2 separate regions of the Homo sapiens genome follow, and region 1 is linked to region 2. A link is an interaction called in ENCODE POLR2A ChIA-PET data of the cell type or tissue named here. Cell type or tissue: MCF 10A. All regions are shown on one strand. Links, peaks and the distances in the headings refer to the core of each region. The heading gives the core; the rest is flanking DNA. Region 1 holds the start of ZCCHC3 (zinc finger CCHC-type containing 3). Region 2 has its middle 10 kb from the start of DEFB129.

What was found. ChIA-PET counts read pairs that join two places held together with the same protein. Peaks named below come from ENCODE experiments on the same cell type or tissue, not always from the same donor. Only the 100,000 strongest peaks of a DNase experiment are listed, where the experiment ranks them.
Region 1: POLR2A ChIA-PET joins it to region 2 with 18 read pairs; 6 of 35 experiments call an interaction of 5 or more read pairs at or near these places.

Annotation. Positions count from the first base shown.
Region 1 is chr20:293,330-305,652 of GRCh38, reverse strand. It overlaps ZCCHC3 (zinc finger CCHC-type containing 3), which reads right to left and starts at 8,083. Exons shown (of 1, transcript NM_033089.7): 1 at 5,332-8,083. The coding sequence starts at 8,066. The coding sequence ends at 6,855. RefSeq lists silencers at 4,154-4,448, 7,640-7,709, 7,890-7,979. In MCF 10A, for the core only: no CTCF peak of the experiment used is centred there; DNase peaks (open chromatin) are centred at 6,972, 7,352 and 8,262.
Region 2 is chr20:231,270-243,592 of GRCh38, reverse strand. No RefSeq gene overlaps it. Among named protein-coding and RNA genes, the nearest start is that of DEFB129, 10 kb to the right of the region's middle. In MCF 10A, for the core only: a CTCF peak has its summit at 7,514 (motif pointing left); no DNase peak of the experiment used is centred there.

The DNA of each region.
Region 1 (12,323 bases), core at 3,652-11,651, 61 kb before region 2:
CAGAGGGCTTTCTGTATCCTGGGTTCTTGCCTTGGTGTACCAGAAGAATTGGATCACACCTGGGCTTGAAGAATTAGTGCAAGGTTTTATTGAGTGGAGGTATCTCTCAGCAGATGGAGGAAGCCAGAAGGGGATGGAGTGAGAAGGTTTTCCCCTGGAGTTGGACTGTTCAGTGGCCCAGGCTCCCCTCCGACTGCCCCAGCCAAACTCTGCATAGTTCTGTTGGTCGATGGCCTGTGGTGTGCTGGTTTGTCAGTGCCTGTCGGTGCGTTCCTCTCGACGTCCAGCCGCTTGTGTGTTCCTCCACTGATGTGCTCCTCTAGCCGTCCAGTTACCTGTGTGTCTGCCTGCTAGGGTTTTTATAGGCACAGGATGGGGGCGTGGCCGGCCAGGGTGGTCTTGGGAAATGCAACATTTGGGCAGGAAAACAAAAATGCCTGTCCTCACCTAGGTCCATGGGCACAGGCTGGGGTGGAGCCCTAGCCAGGGACCACGCCCTTTCTCCCTTCCATGTCATTTAAAGGGACTGTGCCCTTCCCTTCCCAGCACTTCCCTTCCTGTATCACCAGGTTCAAGCAGTTCTCCTGCCTCAGCCTCCTGAGTAGCTGGGACTACAGGTGCATGCCACCATACATGGCTATTTTTTTTTGTATTTTTAGTAGAGACAGGATTTCACCATGTTGGCCAGGCTGGTCTCGAACTCCTGACCTCAAGCGATCCACTTGCCTAGGCCTCCCAAAGTGCTAGGATTACAGGCATGAACCATTGCACCTGGCCCCTTAGCTTGGTCTTGTACCACTCCATACTCCAAAATTCTTTCTGGTTGCTGTTTGTCAGCCGTAACTGGAGTTGACATAAAGGGATGTAATGGGCAATCTGGCTGAGAGTAAGGTTGGAAAGGAGTCCAGGAGCCTCTTGTGAAAGGGATCGGGTACCAGGCTGGGTTCCAAGTGCACAAGGGAGTCCCAGAGGACGTGACATGGGAATAAAATGGTCAGCGTGCCAGATTGACATCTTAGAAAGATCATTTGCTCCTTAATCTGCCCCCATCACTTTCCTCTAAAAGGCCCTTATTGATAACCTCCACACTACTCAATCCTAGGGCACTCTTCAGTTCTGATCTCAATTGACATTTTTTTTTTTTTTTTGACGGCGTCTCGCTCTGTCGCCCAGGCTGGAGTGCAGTGGCTCAATCTCAGCTCACTGCAAGCTCCGCCTCCTGGGTTCACGCCATTCTCCTGCCTCAGCCTCCCGAGTAGCTGGGATTACAGGCGCCCGCCACCACGCCCAACTAATTTTTTGTATTTTTAGTAGAGACGGGGTTTCACTGTGTTAGCCAGGATGGTCTCAATCTCCTGACCTCATGATCCGCCCGCCTCGGCCTCCCAAAGTGCTGGGATTTCAGGCATGAGCCACCGCGCCCGGCCTCAATTGACATTTCTTAGAGCTGATTTTACTTGATTTCTTGCAGCCCTTGACACAATTGTTAACCCCTACCACCTGAAATGTCCTCCCTTGGTTTATGTGTTTCTGCACGTTCTGGTTTTCCTTCTCCCTTTCTGGCTGTCCCTTATTAGTTTTTCACCATCTCCTTTTCCATCAGGGAAAACTGTGTCAAAGTTGCTTGAGGCACAATCTTAGTTGGTATAATCTTTCCTTCTGCTTTCTCTCTTGACCATTAGGAGAGTGTGAAATCAGTTTAACACGTCATATAAGCATTGACAAAAGGATGAAGCAATGGAATAGAAAGTGTCAAGGTGCATCATGCACAGGGCAAATATTGTTTGAGGAAGCTTATTTCAGATTTAGATATAAATACACACATGCATATGTATGATGGCTGCAATGTAAAATATATATCTTACTGTGGGATGTGGTAAAACAGTTTGAAAGCCACAGCTGTACAACTCCTGTGTTTATTTCTCAGGGCCAGAATTCTCCTAGGAATGTAAGATCTGTGTGTATCCAACCGCCTACTCCACATCTCCTCTTAGATATCCTCTACGGAGACCTTAAACTCAATATATCCAAAATCAAATTCAAGCCCTTCACCCTAAACTTGGATTTTCTCTTCTGTTTCGCATCTCAGGGAAAAGCCCCACCATCCATCCAACTGCAGAAGCTAGAAACCTGGGCAACATCCTTGGTACTTAACTTTCTCCCAGCCCATGTCAAATATAGCTCCAAATCTTGTTGACTTAAACTCTGAAAGATTTCTTTACTCGGCTGTTTCTCTCTGTACATCTCCGCCTTCCATGCCTAAGATGTCCTCATCTCTCGAGAGACCTGGGTGAACTATACTGTATTTCCCCTTGGGCTCTCCTCTGACCCAGTCTCCACCAACTATCCTGAATGATGCTTGTAAAACATAACCAATCTAATCATGTTACTCTCTTGCTTGCAAGTCCTTCAATGGCACATCGTTCTTAGACCCACATTCTTAACATGGCCTACCAGATGCTCCCACGAGCTCCTCTTCTCTGCACTGCAGTCACATTTTTTGTGCTGGATATTGTCTTTTGACAGACAGCACCCATCCCCATTCTATGTGCCTTCCTATGTTGCGGATGCTGGAAAGCTAAAACATCTCCCAACTCCCTTGCAGCTAGGGCTCTAGCACTTAGATGTATTTGCATAAAAGATGGAAGGGAGGCATAAGTAAGCCAGACAGTTTGGGCTGTTTTTACCTGTAAATGGTTGCGGAGACAGTAGTGCACAGTCCCTGGCTTTGTAGAGGCAGGGAAAGGACTTGGCATTTCACTGTCCTGCCAGTGGCATTGGCAGTGACTTTCTGATCCCAGGATCCTGTCTTTGGGTGGCAGCTTCACCATTGTGTCCTCATGCTCAGCCTTTCCAGTGGTGGCCTCCTGGCTTCTGTCTTTCTGACTGTGAGAGGTAGTAACTCCCCTGGCAGTTCTATGGTGTTCTAGGAGTCATTCCTAATACCCAGCCCAGGGACCAGCATTTTCTTCAACAGCAAGAGTGGTTTCTGTTTCTAAACTTAGACTGATTCATTTAGTCTCTAGAAGTGGTCATGCCTCCTCCCACTATAGGGTTGTTTTACTTGCTATCCCTCTTGCCTAGGTTAATACCCTTGCCATCCCTTAATCCCCAGCCCCATCTCTCGATTAACTCCTTTTATGTCTTTTCCATCTCAGTTCAAACATTTTCTCTGATCCTTAAGACTGGATCAGCTTTGCTTGTTAAACAGGGATCTCACCCTGTATGTTTCTTTTAGTGCATCATCGTCTGTAATTATGTACTTGTGTGACTCTAGAATCTGAGCTTCAGGGACTTGATTATCCTGCTCCATGCTGTGTTCCATCGCTTAGAAAAGGCCCCTATAGAGTTGGCGCTTAACAGGCATGTGTTGAAAGAATGAATGGAATGGAGGAGGCCTGATTGGAGGCTCTGAGGACAAAATCCACGTTTTTAAATATGGCTGGTAAGCCCTGTGACACCTCTTCTCGGCGTTTTCTCCCAGCCACATCTTCCCCTGACTCTTGGCCAGTCCGAACACGCTGTGTGCTCTCTGGCCTCCAGGCCTCTACATCTGCTATTTCTGCTGCTTGGCTGTCTCTTCACTCTTAGCCTGGTTCTTACTCATCTTGCAGGTTTCAGTCAGGACGTTTTCTCTTCTAGGGAAACCTTTACTTCAGACAATTCTATACAGGACAAATGTTGGCTGGGTGCGGTGTCTCACGCCTGTAATCCCAGCACTTTCAGAGGCTGAGGCAGGTGGATCACCTGAGGTCAGGAGTTCGAGACCAGCCTGGCCAACATGCTGAAACCCCATCTCCACTAAAAATACAAAAATTAGCCGGGCGTGGTGGCACGTGCCTGTAATCCCAGCTACTTGGAAGGCTCAGGCACATGAATCGCTTGAATCCGGGAGGTGGAGGTTGCAGTGAGCCAAGATCATGCCACTGCACTCCAGCCTGGGCAACAGAGTGAGACTCTGTCTCAAAAAAAAATTGTTAAATATATGATTGTAAACATTGCCTACTGTTACTTATCTGTACCTTCCATTGCAAGTGCACTGTCTTGTTCAAGGCAGCCTATGCAGAGGGCCTTGCATGGGGCCCAGCTCTAATGCCCTCCGTATTTGTTGAAGTGGAATGAATCAATGTCCCCTAGTCAACCAGCCTCAGTCCGGGCATCTCTGCACACTTTCCAGGAGCCCAAAAACAGTGAAGAATTGTAATTTGAGGGCTGCTTGATCAGGAAAGGAAGCTGGGGGAGGTTTGTTCAGCTCCAGCCCCTGGCTGTCCCTGGGCCACCAGGCAGGAGGCCTTGAAGCAGATCCTGTGGGGGATGGGCAGGGAAACAGTTTCTTCCTCTCCTCCCTCCTGGAGAGTGGGGGGATGGGGCCAGGAGAGGGAAGGTTCCTTCAAGGAGGCTCCCTGGCACAGTGCCTGCTTTGAGGAACGGAGTGGAGAGTATGGTGAATGCAGGCTTTCTCCTGGCCCCTGGCCTCCAGCTCTGTGAGAGGGAGGGAAACCGCTGGCAAAGACGGGAAAGAGGGATGGGAGGGAGGGGAGAGTCTGCTTGCTTTGGGAGACAAGGAGAGGGGTTGAACTGGCTCTGAAAGACAGGATTCCCAAGAGCCTACCAGGTCCCAACTCCAGATCAGCTCTGGAAATATCCTCAAATCACTGAGTCAGAGTCAATATACTGGGAACGTTTAACTCTCAGGATCAGATCATCCTAGCATCACCAGCTGGAAAATCCTTCAGAGAGTTGTATCTGGGGTCTGCAGGGTATTGGACCTGAAGTCCAGGGACCTTGACCCTATTCTGCCTGCAGGCCCAGTCTCCAGTGGGGGCTAACTTGGAGAAGTCAGCTCCCTGGATCCCGCTTTTTCAACAGCTGGAAGAAATGGCATTTTCCCAGAACCCAAGAATATTTTGCATCCCATCCACAGCGCGCGCTTACAGTAACAGAAAGACGAGGAAGCTGGCAAACCACCTCTCTTTCCCACAGGTCTGTAATCTCCCTGAGGGCAGGGTTCAGCTCACACATCTTATACTCTGGTCTCAAACCTGGCTGCCCATCAGAATTGCTTGAGGATGATTAACTAAAATGTTTCACTTCCTCTAACAGTGATTCTGATTTATTGGAACTGTGTTAGGACTTAAAACCCGTTTTAACAGTGTGCTGATTGTGATGCAAAGGGACCGGCACAACGTAGTAGGTGCTAAGTGTTGCCTGCAGGGGTGGGAAATGTATTTAGCAAGGTAAACAAATGGAGTGTAGGGGAAGTGGGATTGAAATACGGTCTGGAGCTGGGTAACTGTGCATCTAACACTTTGAAAGGAAATAGTGCACCAGTTTTAGCAATACAAAAGATAAATATTTATTCAGAACAAAACTTTTAACAATCAATTTTACATTCTAAGCCACAAGGAAATAGCAAAACATATAGCAAAGGAAAAGCAAACACTAAAAGAAAAGCAGTGTACTGTCTTTTCTACTGGATAACACTTAGTTGGCCCATGACCTCTCGCTTGGCCTATCTCCCAAGTACATTTTAGAGTTAACAGCTCACTCATAATTTTGGGTTAAAATCCATCTTTCTCCTGAGAATCAGGAGTTGCACATGAGCTCCAGCTAGCTGCTTCTCTAGGGTTCGTAGCTATTGAGGCTAAGGTGCAAATGTAAACCTTTGGTAGGTTTCTTTACACAGGGGCACCCCCATTTCTCACTGGTGGCAATGAATGGGGAAGGGGTAGGGCCTCCAAAGGACCTGGCACACTGTAATCCAGAAGTGGTGCCCCAGGGAGCAACGAATGCACCCTGGAGTGTGGTCCTTGGTCCGTTCCGTATCTCCCAAGTATTCAGAAGCCCCTCCTTAAAAACCTTCTCTTTCTGCTCCCTCCTCCAGGTGATTTCTCAGCATTCCTCTGGGCTGATCATTCTGGAGAGATCAGACTTTCTGGGCCCTCAAGTGTTGAGGAAATTGTTGTGAAGTGTGAGAGGTAGTGGAATGAGCACCGGGCTTGGGGTCAGGGGACTCTACTATAGGCTGGCTCTGGCACCAGACAGCTATGTGATTTTCACCCAGTCATTTAACCTCTTTGGGCCTGTTTCATCTGCTGGAAAACCAGGGAATTGGTCCAAACCAACTCTCAGGTTCTTTCCAGCAGGAATATTCTAGATTCCATGATTCTATAAAAAATGGCTTCTGAGCCACCAAAAGAGCTGTCATGAAGTCCATGCATCTTTGTGCCATAAGAGAGGCCCTTGGCCACCATTCAGAGCTTATTGATTCAGATTATATACACTTCTAACAACACTGGTTTCACAAATTCTCAGACCACGTAGATTAAAAGCAGCAAATTAAATGAGGGAGGGGAAGAGCTGCAAAAGGTAGACACTCTGATAGAAGCCACAGTCAACAATGTTTTCAATTCAGCAAACACTGATGGAGTGCCTACCACGTGTTGGGCCCCGTACCTAGTGCTGGGGCATAAAGATGAGCAAGGCAGCCCAAAGGGTGAAAATCCAGGGGAAGAAAAGGTATGGGGCGGGGAGGGCGGGAGGGGGGCAAGGAGAGAGAGAAAAAGTACAAGAAACAAAACAAATACCCAATAGAAAAACGAAAATAAAATTTTAAAAGGGAGGGGCAACACATCTGCACGCTACAGTTCTCCGCAGTCGTTATTGGTGACAGAGTCACCAATTCAGAACAGGCTGAAATGGAGTAAACTCGGTTTAAGAAGGCATAGAGAGATGTCTCTTGTAGGTTTTAAAAAGATCTCCTTCAAAAACGATAAAAAATGGTTTAAAAAAAAGTTTTGGCACTTAAGAGGGATAAGCTGGCTGTGTGTTCACCCTGGCAGGCAGGCGGGTGTTTAGTGCCCGGCCACGCCGGTTAGCTGAGCTGCCACGGAATTGTGCACTGCTTTGGGACACTGGGCAAAGGCGTGTCCTCGCTTGCCACAGAGGTTGCACACGATGCCCTTCCGGCAGTAAGGGCTCAGGTGCCCCTCCTCCCCGCACCTGAAGCACCTGTCCTGCGTGCAGCTGCCGCTCATGTGGGTCCGGGAACCACATTTAAAGCATGTCTTGGGCTGCCCCTTGTACCAGCTGTAGCCCCTCTCGGCCCCCAGGAAGAAGGCCCCTGGCAAGTGCCTGACCCCGCCCTCCCCCTGGCGCAGCTCGATCTCGCATTTGTACTCCCCGGTCCAGATCCCAAACCTGTCGGTCACTTTCACCGGCACGGCCAGCACGTCGCAGTGGCGCTTGAGCCAAGTCACAATGTCCTCCACGTCCACCGTCTCGTTCCGGAAGAGGATGAAGAGCGTCTTCAAGCTGGACTTGCTCCGCCCCAGCACCACAAAGTTCTCCCAGCAGTCCTCCTGCTCCCGCTTCTCCTCGTAGACGCGTAGGAACAGGGCCAGCTTCTCCGCTGAGCGGAAGCTCACGTCGAATTCGCGGCTGCCCGGGATCTGGATGACCGCGTAGATGTCGCTCGGGTCCATGCCGATGGAGCGCAGGATAAGCGCTCCTACCACGAAGTCCCGGGTCGGGCAGGCGCCCTCGTCTCCCTGGAAACAGATGCGGACGAGGAAGCGACCCTTGCCCGGGCCTGCCGCCGCCGCCGGCTCATCCTGGAGGGGCCGCTCGGCCGCGTCCTCGGCCTCGCCGGGCCTGGCCGGGGTCGCCATGGCGGCCGCCGCCGCCTCGGCCTTCTTCCTCCTGCCCGCCTCCGCAGCGCCCTTCTTTTTGCGGGGGTCCACCGCCTCGCCGGCCGGATCTCTCCGACGGCCCTTCGGATCCCCGCGGCCAGCCGGTGGGAAGTCGCCGAGGTCCGGCGCCGCCAGGCCCGCGGGGCCGCCGAGCCCGGCGCTCCCTCCACCGCCGCCGCTTTCCTCCTCCCGCCGCGGCGGCCGCGGCTCGCGGAATTCGCCCTTCTTCTCGGCTAGATTCTTCACCACCTGGGCCCAGCCCATCTTCTCGCGGCCGCCGTCGGCCTCCTCGCCCCGGGCCGCGGGCCGCGCGGGGGGCAGAAGCTGCGGCCGCCCCCGTTTCCTCTCTTCCTCCGCGCCGCCGCCGGTGGCCATTTTACCTCCTTCCCAGCATCCTCCACTCGCTCCCGCAGCCAAAGGGCGCCCATCGCGCGCGCCCGCCCGCCGGGGCTGTGTGGGTTTGGTTTTTTTTTTTTTTTGAAATTTGACGCTACCCTCCCCCGCCGCGCCCTCAAAGGTATCACATGCGGCGCATATTGGCCAGCGCCGGCTCTGCGCCCCCTGCGCTGAGCCTCTCTTCCGCCAGCGCTCGCTCCAACCTCACCTCCGTCCGCAGCGGGATGGGGCGCCCGGAGGCGGCCCTTTCCCCAGCGCGGGTTTGGCAGCCTCCGGCCTCGCTCTCGAGGATTTGGCGTTTCGCAAGCGGTGCTCGACGATTTCATGCTAGCAGCTTTGCTAACGGCCCACAGCCCACAGGCGGGACGGAGTTCGGCAACATCTCTCCCATTTTTTCTTTTTTGTACCTTTTCTGTTAAAAAAGCAAAAGCAATAGCAAAATTAAAACTTAGCTTTCCGTTTCCCCAGAACTGACTGCAATGCGTTATTTTTTTTCCCACGTCGGATTATGCACGTTTTCAAGAAGAAAAGTTGAAAGTTTTACAGTGAACATTTTACCATTAACTTTTTATCATTAAAATTTTACTCTGTCACACTACGCCTCGATCCATTCATCGGTCTTTATTTTTTGATACATTTCCAAGTAAGTCATATTGCATTAATTTTTATTTTTTTGAAAAGACTTTCGTCGTATTTAGGATGAAGTGTGAGTGCTGCTTAAGTTCCCAGTACTGTGTTAAGCACACTTCAGACTTTATTACATGGAATCTTCCAAAAACAATGCTGTAATTATGCCCATTTTACAGATAAAGAGGCAGGAGTTAAGTCACTTGGCGGAGTTAATAGGCAGCCCCACGTATAGGTAGCTTATATTTCTTTCTTTCTTTCTTTTTTGAGACGGACTCTTGGTCTGTCGCCCAGGCTGGAGTGCAGTGGCTCAATCTCGGCTCACTGCAGGCTCCGCCTCCCGGGTTCACGCCATTCTCCTGCCTCGGCCTCCTGAGTAGCTGGGACTACAGGCGCCCGCCACCACGCCTGGCTAATTTTTTGTATTTTTAGTAGAGACGGGATTTCACCGTGTTAGCCAGGATGGTCTCGATCTCCTGACCTCGTGATCGCCCGCCTCGGCCTCCCAAAGTGCTGGGGTTACAGGCGTGAGCCACCGCGCCCGGCCGGTAGCTTATATTTATTTAACCACTTTATTTCTGACGCCGTGGATCAAGAACTGTGCATCAGATCCTAGGAAACCTTGTTAACAGGCAGATTCCCTTCATCCCAACTGCTGGTATTGGTCTCAGGGGAGCCACTGACTTGGGCCGTTTGCACTTTCCAGTCCTCTCACTTTATATCCTCAGGCACCATTTCCTTTATCCCTTCTCAGCCACGCATTCCCGTGATCATACTCGGAACTTCACCATTACCAGAAACATCAATGTCTTAGATTCACATACTTCTCTGTTATTCTTTCTACTTGCCTGGTCAAGTTTCACCATGAGGAGAATACTTACACAACCAAACAATAGATGTATTTTAAACAATCTCTTCCATTCCTCTTATCTTAAGCCCTCACTCCAGGTAACTATCACATAATCAAATATCTGCAAGGGTCAGGCAGGTGCCTTAAGTAGAAGATATACTGGGTGAACTGGAGATCGAATATTCTATCTGAAGGGGCAACTGCTAGTCAACTGTAGCTGAATATTCCTCTCCAGAAGTGAGGGTCCACTGTGGGGGGATCTTTCAGTTTCCAAAGAGAAATCTGAACTCCAGTTTCTTCTTTTATGGGAAACATTCTTCTCTCTCTTTCGTCTTCTTTAAGATGGTCTCAGCTATATTTGGAACCTCCATATAAATTTCACAACCTGCCTACTAAGTTCCAGGAAACTATGAGATCTTAATTGGCGTTGCACTGCATTTGTACAGAATTACCACTTTATAACACGGAGTCTTTCCATCAATGACCCCACTTGATTTCTCACTTATTTAGGCCTTATTTTATGAATTTCAATAAAATATTATAGTTTTCTTCATAAAGGTCTTACATACTTTTGGGGATTTATTCCAAAGTACCACGTGGTTTGACTGCTATTGTAAGTGAAATTATTGTAAATCAGAAGTTACATATGGTTTGTTGGTGTCCGTTAGAGGAAACACGATTGAATTTTGTGTACTGACCCCATATCTGGCAACAAAGTTGAAACCTTAAAAAATTTCCAGTGGTTTTTGGAATCTCTTTACTTTTCTGTATTGCCAATCATATCGTCTGTGAATAATGAAGGTTTTGTCTCTTTTTTCAAATCTTATACTTTTTCTTGTCTTACTGCACTAGTCAGGAACTCTCATATAATCAACGTATTTTGAGCATTTTTGTTTTGTGTTGGACTTTAAAGGCATCTGTCTGTATTTTGAAAATATTTGACTTGTGGATTAGGTTCTGGCTCCATGTCCAATTTTGCTAATCATATCTTCTTCTGTTGTACAATTTCATTGGTATGTGTAGGGCCATCCTTTTGGTCAGTTTCATTTTTTCCAGGTCAAATTTTGCAGAGATTATTACATCAGGAGCTACAGGGGCCAGGCAGGTACCCTGCAAGGAGAGCAGTCCGGATGGGCACTGAGGCCGTATGGAGAGAGCAGCTCTGGAGGGCTGTGCAGATGATAAGAAGGAATGTCTAGGATCTTGTTATGTCGAGTATAGCAGGTGTCTCCACAAGAACCACGGCATCTTACCCAGTGACAACAGTAGGGATTGTGGGTTTAGGATGCTGTGCACATTTGCCACAAAGCCAGCACATCAAATGACATGGATGGAAGCCCGAGACTGCCTGCTCAGCCTAGTCCACCTCTCAGCAAGATGTTGATGGAATCAGAGCCCAGGTTGCCATTGCTGAGCCTGGAGCCAAGCAGGCCTGAGAGGCCCTCTATCACATTTATCACCTCACATGTGCAGGGAGGAAAGGCCAGCTCATCTTGCCCACCTATCCTGGGGGCAGGAAGTTCCATCAGGTGTTCGTGAACACAGAAATGCCACCTGAACAGGTGTAAGTGCAAATGGACCCCATCTGATTCAATCCCAGTTCCAACAGCTTTGTTACAGGTGATTGTCAGTGGCCCCTCAAGTGTGTTTTGGCTTTGATTAAGATGGCAGCATTTTTGCAAATGTTTTTATGTATTTTTTTTAAAAATTTGAAGTGGGGCCAGGTGCGGTGGCTCACACCTGTAATCCCAGCACTTTGGGAGGCCAAGGCGGGCGGGTCACCTGAAGTTAGGAGTTCGAGACCAGCTTGAGCAACATAGAGAAACCCCGTCTCAACTAAAAATACAAAATTAGCCGGTTGTGGTGGCGCATGCCTGTAGTCCCAGCTACTCGAGAGGCTGAGGCAGGAGAATCACTTGAACCCGGGAGGCAGAGGTTGTGGTGAGCCAAGATCATGCCATTGCACTCCAGTCTGGGCAACAAGAGCGAAACTCTGTCTCAAAAACAAAAAAAAATTGAAGTGGGAGGCAGTAATATTACTGGTTAAGTACCTGAGATGTGGGGCACAGGCAGCTCTCAGTGGGTGTCCATGCTGGGTCAGCATGTCTGATGAGGAAGGCTGTCTGACAGTGGCCAAGCTCTTCTTTGTATTAATCAAGGTACAGGTTAAGCTACTGTAACAAAGGGACTCTCAAATACAGGGTCTCAGACAAGGTGGAGGTTTATTTCTCTTTGATGAAGCAGCTCGGAATTTGGCAGGCAGTAAGGACAGGTAGGTGACTTTCTCCTGCAAGGTTGTCAGGGACCCACCCAGGTTCCTTCTATCTTGTTGTTCCTCCAGACGTAGGGTTCAGTAAAATGCTTTTGGTCTGCAAGTACCAGAAAACTCAACTCAAATTTGCTCACCCAGTAATGTGATTTCTTATTTAATCTCAAGTATTTTCTAGATAGGTGAAAGGTTAATTTAATTAATTAATTTCTTTTAGAGACAGAATCTTACTCTGTTGCCCAGACTGGCGTGCAGTGGCACAATCATAGCTCACTGCAGTCTCAAACTCATGGGCTCAAGCAATCCTCCCACCACAGCCTCCCAAGTAGCTGAGACTACAGGTGCACATCATCACATCTGGCTAATTAAAACAAAATTTTTTTTTTCTGAGATGTGGTCTCACTATGTTGCCCAGACTGATCTCAAATGCCTGGCCTCAAGCGATGCTCCTGCGTCAGCTTCCCAAGTAGCTGGTATTACAGGCACATAC
Region 2 (12,323 bases), core at 2,717-10,716:
TGACCTCAGGTGATCCGCCTGCCTTGGCATCCCAAACTGCTGAGATTGCAGGTGTGAGCCGCTGTGCCAGGCCAAATTCTTTACCTTTCTTTATCAGTTTTGGACATGTTTGATATGTTTCAATTAATTGTAGTTATTTTATTTTTATGTTTCCAGCTTTATTGAGGTATAATTGACAAATAATAATTGTACATATTTAAGACGTACAATGTGATGTTTTGATAGACATATACATTGTGACATGATTACCACTATCAAGCTAATTAACATATTCATCACCTCTCATAGTCACCATTTTTTTCTGTGGTAACAATATTTAAGATCTACTCTTAGCAAATTTCAAGTATACAACACAGTATTATTAACTGTAGTCACTGTGCTATGCAGTAAGCTCCCGAACTTATTCACCCTGCATAACGGAAACTTTGTACCCTTTGACTAGTACTTCTTCATTTCCCTCAACTCCCTTGGTAACCACCATCCTACTCTCTGTGTCCATGAGTTTGACATTTTAAGATTCCACACATAGGTGAGATCATTCAGTATTTGTCTGCCTGTGTCTGGCTTATTTCACTTAGCATAATGTCCTCCAGGTTCATCTGTGTTGTCACAAATGGCAGGATTTCTTTCTTTTTAAAGGCTGAATAATATTTCATTGTGTATATCACATTTTCTTTATATATTTATCCATCCATAGACACCTAGGTGGATTACATATCTTGGTTACTGTGAATAATGCATGCAATTATTTTTTATCAAGGTTCACATTTTCCCATCTTTGCCAAGAGAAAGCCCCTTCAAGTTGACTTCTTTGTTTTTTTTGACATGACTTCAGTAGTCTTTGTCAAGCTGCTTTTTTCCAGTATGGTAAAATCTTCCAGGTACATTTGTATAGTTGCTTCAAGCTCAGAAACAGCAATTTCTTCAATAAGACTTTGGTAAATTATATTTAGAGATAATATCCCGGGTGAGAGGGAAATCATTTCTACTAGGTTGGCCAATATTTCTAGGGCTTTTCAGTGGATGGGGGTAGAAAAAGGTATTTTAAAAATAAAATATAAAATTCCAATTCAAATTTAGGATTTACAGAATTTTTACCTGAACTTTTATTTCTTATCTCTATCAGTGACACCAACATTCATTTCCTTTATCCCACAATATATGTATTAAAGTCTCAATATGATTACTGAAAACATTGAAAACAGTTTGCAATTCTTCTGTTTTTAGGTTATATTCCAATAAGGAAGTATTCTCAAATTACTCTTTGAAAGTCATTTCAAATAGTCCTTTGTGTGGTTATACAACCCATTTATTACAGAGGCTAATTTGATTTCTATTCCTTTTAGATTTTTGGGATTGCCATTTAAGTTTCGATATTCTTGTATTAGATAAAATATGTAGATGATTCCAAAGTCAAACCTTCAAAGCAGAGTATATTCAGAGAAGTCCAGTTTTTATACCTGTCCCCCTCCTCTGTTTCCTCCTCCTTCTAGACATGTCCATTCTAAAATTTTCTTTCTTTTTAAAAATAGATATATTTAATTCTTTTTTCCATGTCCCCTCCCCTCTATCATTTCTTTCTCAATATGGAAGATTCCAGGGTACTCAAGGTCACTGAAGCCAGAAACAAGAGAGAAACAAAAGCCAGAGGCAAGAACTTCATGCTTGAAGGATCAGAACGTGCCTTAAGAGAAGTAGCTGGGTAGATTGGATGGGGACAGAGCTACCTGTGTCACTTGTCTGGAGCTACATTTATTGGCCTTAGATGAGATCAAAAGTTGGGCAGTGAGCCAGGGATGAAGTAGAAATCTCTGCTATTAGGGTGAATAGATTTTGTTACTCTAAGTGGTTATTGCTTAAATTGACTGAGCACTCACAGAATGCACAGAAAATTAGCACCAGTCTTTGGAAATGCATTTTCTAGCTACTGCTGGCATGGGTGAGGCAACATAAGAAAAACTGTGTACTGTTCCTGGGAGGGCAATTTGTCAATATATAGCCCATGTCTAAAACAAAATTAAATGAAACTCTGCTTGCCCTTTGACCCAAAATAATGCACATAGCATAAAAGAATATGTTCATGAAGGTGCAAGAACTATATTGCCTTCTTAGCATTACTCATAGTGAGAATGTGAAAAGTAAGCTAAATGTCTATCAATAGAGAATCTGCTAATTTATGGCACTTAACACATTAGAATTCCATTTAAACAATGATGATAATTGAGGACTATCCTTATTATATAAAAGACTGTCAGTGATATCTTAGGTAGAAAAGAAAAATGACAGGAAAGCGTGGGTAGTATAAGCTAGTCTTTGTTATATATGTATACATGTAAAATATATATACATATAATTTGTGTATTCTCTGGAAGGATATATACAAAAATTTAATGGTCTTTCTCTTTGGGAAAGATTTTGTTATTCTTATTTTATCTTCCATAAAGTTTTCTGTTTTGTCTGAGTGTTCAAAATGACTATAAGTAACCTCATAATCAGAAAAAGTTAATTAAGCTATTTCCATGTATGGAAAATATCTTTTCTGAAAAGTTTTGAGATGAGTATATTCATATAGAAATATTGGCTTTCTTTCCTGATTAATACAAAAGATTGATTGGCTTGCCAAATCAGAATCAGGGGAATCAGAGATCTTTCCCAGCATTAAGCTTTAGTAATAATTTCAAGGATACGGGTAATTACGAAGCAGGTAAAAATGCAAAAGTCTGGGATGTCCACACCACTTCCCAGGTCCTTTCTTGCCTCATGAAAATAAGCCATGGGATAGGTTTAACATGAAAGATCTCTAAGTGATGTCTGTGATGCATGGGTGCCCATCAGCTACCCAAAGGGGCTATTTTAGCTAGAAACATCTCCATTTTATTCTCTGGCAATTACTTAGCATTACAAACACATGACATTTTTCAAGGAGCCATGCCCTGTAAATTCATAGACTCTAAGTTTGTTTACCAGAAGCAATTGAGGACTGAGCAGATGCATTCTGCTACATAAAGACCCCTCTGCTAGTGAATATCATTAGCATATTTACCAGAAGGTCTCTTATTAGCATGTTATAAGGAGATCTGACAGAGTCAGAGTCAAGTTTTTTTTTTTTTTTTTTCTTTCCTGCCAGAAGTATCTCCTGTTAAAGGGAGAGAATTGATTTCAGGACTACTGTTAACTCTTTCCTTCTCATCTCTTAAAATGCAAAGGTATTCCCAATGAATTTCTGACTTATATGTGTGTGTTTCTTAATGGAATTTTTTTTAGGACTTTCATTATCATAGCTTTTGTATCTGTGCTCTAATTCTAATTTCTTTTACAGTGTGGGAGCCAAAAATAAAGGCAATAATCTAAGTGTGAACTTTTCAGGCCGCTTACATTTGGCAATTGCAGGAGCTGTCCAAATCCTTCAGGATTAGGAAATCCTTTAGAATAGGGATATTCACCACTCCTCCTTATACTGGGTCACCAGTAATATCGAGACTTCTATAGCTTCTTCCAAACTTTTTTTTTTTTTTTTGAGACGAAGTCTCACTCTGTCACCCAGGCTGGAGTGCAGTGGCGTGATCTTGGCTCACTGCAACCTCTGCTTCTCAGGTTCAAGCAATTCTCCTGCCTCAGCCTCCTGAGTAGCTGGGATTACAGGTGCATGCCACCATGCCTGGCTAATTTTTTGTATTTTTAGTAGAGATGGGGTTTCACCATGTTAGCCAGGATGGTCTCGATCTCCTGACCTCGTGATCTGCCTGCCTAGGCCTCCCAAAGTGCTGGGATTACAGGTGTGAGCCGCCACGCCTGGCCTCTTCCAAACCATTTCTAAGAGTATGAAATAAGCTTATCCATGTAGATCCTTTATGATATAACTGGCATTAGGTACATGCACCAAAGCTGTTGCCAGTGAGAGTCAAGGAAGCATAGCACTTAAGCGTAGGGTCTCTGATATGATGAGACATGGGTTCCAATCCTGATTCTACTGCTTATCTGTGAACTTCAGCAACTTAAGTTAAACTTTCAGTTGTATTATTTATATAAAGTCTATGGGGTTGTTTTAAGGACTAAATGAGATAATATACTCAAGGTTCCCAGTACTGTATCTGGCTCTTAAAAATGCCCTGTAACTCAAATATTTGCATTATTAATATTGGTTTTTTTTTGTTGTTGTTTTTGACAGAGTCTCGTTTTGTCTCCCAGGCTGGAGTGCAGTGGCGTGATCTCGGCTCACTGTAACTTCCACCTCCCAGGTTCAAATGATTCACCTGCCTCAGCCTCCTGGGTAGCTGGGACTACAGGCGCATGCCACCGCACCTGGTCTGCTTTTCTATACATCTTCCTCCAGGTTGCTATTCTTTCCTTAATCCTCTTTGGCATTGTCATGGAGCACTTATTAACTCATTGGGCTGCCTTTGAATCAAAACTCTGTTTATTGATCTTGTTCAGCAGGATCAATTTTCAGGTTCACTGAGAGCATCAGTGATTAAGCCGTAAAGATGTGGAACCCATGGTTATAAGAGGTTCTTCGTTATGGATGCGTGGTCTCTCTAGAGACAAGGTGATCTGACTGTTACGTGGGGCATAATCATGTGGTAGTTTTTAGGGCTGTGCTGAAACACTGAAATCCAGAAGAGACTATAGAGAGCTGAAAGCACGGTGCATCCCATTCCCTCTCTTTGCTCAGACCCACACAACAGAGAGGAAACAGTAGCCAACAGTATCTATGATAACTAGTCGTGTGCTTTTTCTTTTTTTTTTTCTTTTGAGATGGAGTCTAGCTCTGTCACCCAGGCTAGAGTGCAGTGGTGTGATCTCAGCTCACTGCAACCTCCGCCTCCCATGTTCAAGCGATTCTCCTGCCTCAACCTCCTGAGTAGCTGGGACTACAGGTGCGCACCACCACACCTAGCTAATTTTTGTATTTTTAGTAGAGACGGGGGTCTCACCATGTTGGCCAGGCTGGTCTTGAACTCCTGACCTTGTGTTCCACCCACCTCGGCCTCCCAAAGTGCTGGGATTATCATTTTGTCTTACGTTTTTGCCATAATTTGGACCCACAGGAAGCTTGATAATTTTATTAGCACACAGAGTATCACACAGGTATACAATGTGCTGATAAGATCTGGTGAAGATAAAGTAGTTTCTTGCTACAAGCCAGAAGATTCAGCAAAACCCCCATGAAACAACAAAGACTTCCATTTCAGCAAGGTTGCAGTGGATCCACAGTCTATGGTTCAAAGAGATAGAAAATTTGCTTCTTCTTGCACAATTACAACCTTCGGCCCTCTTCGAATTTTGGAGGCATATTGTGTGATCTTAGGTAACTTAATCTCTTCAAGCCTCAGTTTCATCATCTGTCAAATTGAGATAATTGTCCATTCATAATAGGGCTGTTTAAAGACTAGAGAAGGTGATTCATGTAAATAATTTGGCACAGGGCTGGCTTATAGGAAGTGTCTTATAGCAATTTTTTCTGAAGATAAACTTCCTCTAAGTTGCTGAAATGAAAACGAAACAGCTGAATCCTATTGACTCAGAAGCATAGTTTGTAAAACACTTTATCTTGAAAATGTTTTGAGATGAGTATATTCACACAGAAATATTTGATTTCTTTCCCAATTAACACAAATGATTGATTGGCTTGCCAAATCAGATTCAGGGGAATCAGAGATCTTTCCCAGCATTAAGCTTTAGTAATAATTTCAAGGATTCAGGGGATTATGAAGCGCAGGATTGTTAGATGGGCCTTTCTCACCCTTTCCTGCCCAAATCCTCAAAGATCGAAAGAAGCTGCCCAGAATCTCTGGCAACTGAGAATATGCACTCTGCCGTTCCTCCACTCTCACCTCATTCCCTTACTCCTGCAAGCTCTAAGCCACTCCCACAGCTCCACTCCACAGCAGTCTGCCTCACTCTACCCACGCTTCCTCTTTCCCACAACCTCAGCACCCACTCCCCCTTCCTCACTCAGAGCTAGAGGTTCTTTTTATTGCAGTGAGCATGACTTTCACTATACATGTCTTGCTGTTATGTGGTCATTTGCCTATTTATTTCTCTTTCTTGGCTGCACAATTTTTAAAGAATGAAAATGATTAGAGTTCATTCATTTCTTAGTCCTTAATGTTTGCCCAGAGACCAGAATAGATGCTAATAAATAATTGCTGAGCAATGGAAGAAATATACTTTCTGAACACAGCCGAGTCTGACTACAACTTTATATAAACTTCTGTCTTAGATTTGAGTTAAAAATCCTATTGAAGTTGCTCAGCTTTCTCCCGGGCCTGTGACTGACAAATTTAGAATAAAGGCAGAGGCTCAGGGTGTTTTAAGAGGCATCTGTTGGCCGGGCACGGTGGCTCGCGCCTGTAATCCCAGCACTTTGGAAGGCTGAGGCAGGTGGATCACCTGATGTCAGGTGTTTGAGACCAGCCTGGCCAACATGGTGAAACCCCATCTCTACTAAAAATACAAAAATCAGTCAGGCATGGTGGTGGGTGCCTGTAATCCTGGCTACTCGGGAGGCTGAAGCAGGAGAATCGTTTGAACCTGGGAGGCGGAGGCTGCAGTGAGCCGAGATTACGCCATTGCACTCCAGCCTGGGTGAAAAGAGCAAAACTCTGTCTCAAAAAAAAAAAAAAAAAAAAAGCATCTGTTGTTCCTATTGTTCCTACCTCATTCCTCCCCCTCCTCCTTTCTTTTTTTTTTTTTGGTTGGGGAGGGGACAGGGTCTCACTATGTTGCCCAGGCTGGAGTGCAATGGCTATTCACAGGTATAATCACAGTGTACTACAGCCTAGAACTACTGGGCTCAAGCAATCCTCCTGTCTCAGCCTCCTGAGTAGCGGGTAATACAGGCATGTGCCATCACACCTGGCTTTATCTGACCTCCATTTACCCAGAGCTCAGAAAGAAGGAAGAAAGGATATTATCTTTTTTATGGCCTGTATTAGTCTAGGGCTGCTATCGCAGAATACCACAGCCTGTGTGGCTTAAACAGCAGATACTCATTTTCTCTCAGTCCTGAAGACGAGAAGTCCAAGATCAAGGTGCTGGCAGGTTTGGTTTCTCCTGAGACCTCCTTCCTTGGCTTGCAGATGGCTGACCTCTTGCTGTGCCCTAACATGACCTTTTCTTTGTGTATGCATATCCTTGGTATCTTTTCCTCTTCTCGCAAAGATACCAATTATGTTGGATAGGATCCTGCTCATATGACCTCTTTTAACCTTAATTACCTCTTTAAAGGCTTTACCTCCAAATACAGTGACATTGTGGGTTATGGCTTTAGCATATGAATTTTGAGGGGAACACAGTTCAGCCCATTGGCTCACTTAGTGGTGAAGGATGTAGATAACCTATTGTCCTCTACGGGTGCAGGACAGGCCAAACTAGCATGCAGCTCTCTGAGCAGATGAGTAGAGAGCAGGGAAGCCAGTAGTGACACTGTTTCTTGCTTGGATTTTTCTAATTCAACTTGTCCAGGCAGGAGTCTGGACAAACAGTGCCAGCTGCTGTGTGCCTGCCCTGCCCTCTAGAGCCCAGCACATTCCTTAAGGCATTCTGAGTCTCATGTACTAACAAAAGGCCTTTGCTTTGTTACAGTAAATATATATTTTTTTCTGGACATTACCAAGCTCCCAACTTTTTATTTATGGTTTTATTTAGTGCTCTTTTCTTCATCATCTTAGGTTATTTACTGGCTAATTTATTTTATATATGCTCATAATAGTCTTTCATTTCATAATTTTTACAACTAACAATTTGAGTTCATAAACAACATTTTCAAAGTAGTTCTGGACTGGAAATCAGGCCTTTAGAAGTGATGTAGTTAGTTAGGGATGGGCTTCTAATCAACTGGGATGCCCTCTCTAATAGTTATCTTCATCACTGGCCCTCCCCGCTTCTATCCGCTGTCATGCTTGCAGTAACATCATTAAGCACGGGATCACCTCACTGCTTAGCAAAGACAGACAGAATTCACCTGCATACATATTAGGTTGGTGCAAAAGTAATTGCGATTTCAGACCGTGAATTTTAAATCACTATAACTAGGCTCAAACACATCTTGATTACTCAAATTAGGAACCATTACAATCAACACATTTTTGCCAATGAGGAATAAATTTGTTTATTCCTGTAGTGTAAAAATCTGTGCTTTGGGATTCAACAAACCCTTGGAAGCATTTTCGGCATCCTGCTGATTGTGGAAACATTTTCCCTGCAAAAAGTTGGAAGAAGTGGTAGTCGATCGGCGAGAGGTCAGGTGAATATGGCAGATGAGGCAAAACTTCGTAGCCCAATTCATTCAACTTTTGAAGTGTCGGTTGTGCAACATGAGGTCAGGCCTTGTCGTAAAGAACTGGGCCCTTTCTGTTGACCAGTGCCGGCTGCAGGCATTGCAGTTTTCGGTGCATCTCATTTCCATCTCATTTTCTGAGCATGCTTATCAGAGGTAATGGTTTCGCTGGGATTCAGAAAGCTGTAGTGGATCACAGTGCCAAACAGTGACCATGACCTTTTTTTTTGGTGCAAATTTGGCTTTGAGAAGTGCTTTGCAGCTTCCTGGTCCAACCACTGAGCTGCTTGTAGCAGGTTGTCACATACAATACACTTTTCATTGCCATGTCCCAATCCAATTGAGAAATGGTTCATTGTTGCGTAGAATAAGAGATGACGACACTTCAAAATGATGATTTGATTTTTGCTCAGCTCATGAGGCACCCACTTATCGAGCTTTTTCATCTTTCCAATTTGCTTCAAATGCCAAACGACCATAGAATGGTCAAGGTTGAGTTCTTCAGCAACTTCTTGTATAGTTGTAAGAGGATCAGCTTCAATGATTGCTCTCAATTGGTGGTTGTCAACTTCCAACGGCCGGCCACTACATTCCTCATCTTCGAGGTTCTCCTCTCCTTTGCAAAACTTTTTGAACCACGACTGCACTGTACGTTCGTTAGCAGTTCCTGGACCAGATGCGCAGTCGATGTTGCAAGTTGTCTCTGCTGCTTTACGACCCATTTTGAACTTGAATAAGAAAATCGCTTGAATTTTCTTTTTGTCTGACATCATTTCCATAGTCTAAAATAAACATAAAATCAACAGCAAGTAATAAGTCATTATCAAAAAACATAAAGTGAGAAATGCCTATTAAAATGATGTATAGGCCGGGAGCAGTGACTCATGCCTGTAATCCCAGCACTTTGGGAGGCTGAGGCGGGTGCATCACCTGAGGTCAGGAGTTAGAGACCAGCCTGATCAACATGGAGAAACCCCGTCTCTACTAAAAATACAAAATTAGTCAGTCATGGTGGCACAGGCCTGTAATCCCAGCTTCTAGGGAGGCTGAGGCAGGAGAATAGCTTGAACCCGGGAGGAGGAGGTTACGGTGAGCCAAGATCACACCATTGCACTCCAGCCTGGGCAACAAGAGCGAAACTCCATCTCAAAAAAAAAAAAAAAAAAAGTGTAACATAACCACATTTATTTAAGAACGCATTCTAATATCAAACAGCAAATTCCAACAATGCAAAAACTGCAATTACTTTGCACCAACCTAATAGTTCAGGGTAGGGTAGTAGTTTATTGATTGATTGATACTTTGGTGACTCCCTGTGAAGTGCTCCATGAATGCACTGCTAGTAAGTGGAATGTTCATAGGTTTCTAATTTGATCAGATTGGGTTCTAATATTGGCCTGAGAAGTTAAAAAAAATATAGAGTCACACAGTCCCTGAGTGGCAGGACCTGGAGTGGCAGGACCTGGGATGGCCAGGGTGAGTCCTAATCTCACTCTCTCTCTTTTTTATTTTTATTTATTTATTTAGAGATGGAGTTTTGCTTTTGTCACCCAGGCTGGAGTGCAGTGGCACAATCTCGACTCACTGCAACCTTCGCCTCCCAGGTTCAAGCAATTCTCCTGCCTCAGCCTCCTGAGTAGCTGGGATTACATGTGCCCGCCACCACACCCAGCTAATTTATGTATTTTTAGTAGAAATGGGGTTTCACCATGTTGTCCAGTCTGGTCTCGAACTCCTGACCTCAGGTGATCCACCTGCCTCGGCCTCCCAAAGTGGTGGGATTATAGGCATGAGCCACCATGCCCAACCTCCTTTCTCTTTTTCTTTAAAAGGCAGGGTCTTGCTCTGTTGCCCAGGCTGGAGTGCAGTGGTACGACCACAGCTCACTGCAGCCTCAACCTTCTGGGCTCAAGCAATCCTCCCTCCTCAGCCCCCACAGCCCCTGCCCCACAGTAGCAGGGACTGGAGTTATGTACCATGACACCTGGTTAATTTTTATTTTTTACATAGACAGAGTCTCATGATGTTGCCCAGACTGGTCTCAAACTCCTGGGCTCAAGCCATCCTCCTGCCTCGGCCTCCCAAAGTGTTGGGATTAAAGGCATGAACCGTCACATTCGGCCATGAAACCTAATCTCATAGCCCCTGAGGGAAAGGATCTGGGGTAGCACCGAGGTATGCCAGGGTGAATTCCAAGGGAGAACTTACTGTCACTGTGGGGCTCTCAGGGCTTAGAAAAAGGCCCTCTTTTCCTTTGGAAACTTTGGCAAAATGGAAATCTGAGGTTTTCACCAAGACTATTAATGAATATTTGCAAAAGTGTCCAGTTATGGCTGGTCTGAATTGAAGAATGACCAGTTCTAGATGGGAAATTCAGCCTTTTCTCTGGTCGGCTTTGTGTCAACCTAATATTTGGAGGGTTCTATTACTTAGCAAAGGGGGAGAACTGATATTGGAGAGTTACCATATTTTTCACAGTGGGTATGGGATTTCCCTGAAGCAAACTCATATTCTGCAGTATCATTTATCCTGAGAAGTGCTGGGTGAGTTCTATGATAGGAAAAGGTGACTTAGAGGAAGGCCTTAGACTTGTGTGAGAAAGAACCTTTCTCTCCTTTCTGTGGGTAAACACGGAAGAGAGCATTCCGTGGGAATTTTCCTTCCATGGGAAGGAAAGCTGGACTTTCAAGAGTTTGACAAATAGCTGTAGCAGGGAGAGAATCTGACACCCATCAGGTAGGCTTGGGGTTCCTCAGAGAACACATATCTAGCAGGTGTTAAACTTATGCTTTGTATTGCAACTCCTTTCTGTTGTGCAAAAACTTCCAGGAAAATATTTTTTAGTTATATTCTAGAATCACTGTGGGGCATCATGAAAAATCTTTGTCTTTCTTAGAGTGACACTGTATTAAAAAATGAGTAGGATGGGGAAAGGTGACCTTTGAATGGAGGTAGGTGATATGTAGCAGAGAAGAATATGTTAAAAAATCTGGATGCAGTTACCTATTTTCACTTTTGTTGCCTGTGCTTTGGGGTCATATGCAAGAAATCATTGCCCAGAACGATGTCATGGAGCTTAAATACAGAACAGTACTGTGTTTTCTTCTAGTAGTTTTACAGTTTTAGGTCTTATGTTTAAGTCGTTAATCCGTTTTGAGTTGATTTCTTTTATATGGGGTGAGATAAGGATCCAATTTCATTCTTCTGCATGTGGGTAGCCAGTTTTCCCAACACCATTATTTATTTATTTATTTATTTATTTATTTATTTATTTATTTTTCTGAAACAGAGTCTGGCTCTGTCGCCCAGGCTGGAGTGCAGTGGCCCAATCTCGGCTCACTGCAAGCTCCGCCTCCCGGGTTCGCGCCATTCTCCTGCCTCAGCCTCCCAAGTAGCTGGGACTACAGGCGCCCGCCACCACGCCCGGCTATTTTTTGTTTTTTGTGTTTTTAGTAGAGACGAGGTTTCACCGTGTTAGCCAGGATGGTCTCGATATCCTGACCTCATGATCCGCCCGCCTCGGCCTCCCAAAGTGCTGGATTACAGGCGTGAGTCCCTGCGCCTGGCCTAATTACTATACCTTTGTAATATATTTTGAAATAAGAAAGTGTGATGCCTTCAGCTTTGTTCTTTTTACTCAAGATTGATTTTGCTATTCTGGGTCTTTTATGGTACCCTGTGAATTTTAGGATTGTTTTTTCCATTTCTTTAAAAAATGCCATTGGGATTTGGAAGGGGGGAGATGTATTATATCTGTAGATTGCTTTAGACAGAATGAACAGTTTAACAATGTTAAGTCTTTCAATACCTAAACATGGAATATCTTTCCATTTATTTGTGTTTCCTTTGATTTTTTCATCAATATTTTTAAGTTTTTAATGTACCTCTTTCACTTCTTTGGTTAAGTTTATTCCTATGTTATTCTTTTTGTTGCTTTTGTAAATAGATTGTTTCCTTGATTTTCTTTTGGAATGGTTCATTGTTAAGTGTATAGAAATGCCACTGATATTTGTATGTTGACTTTTTTGAATCTATTTCTTAG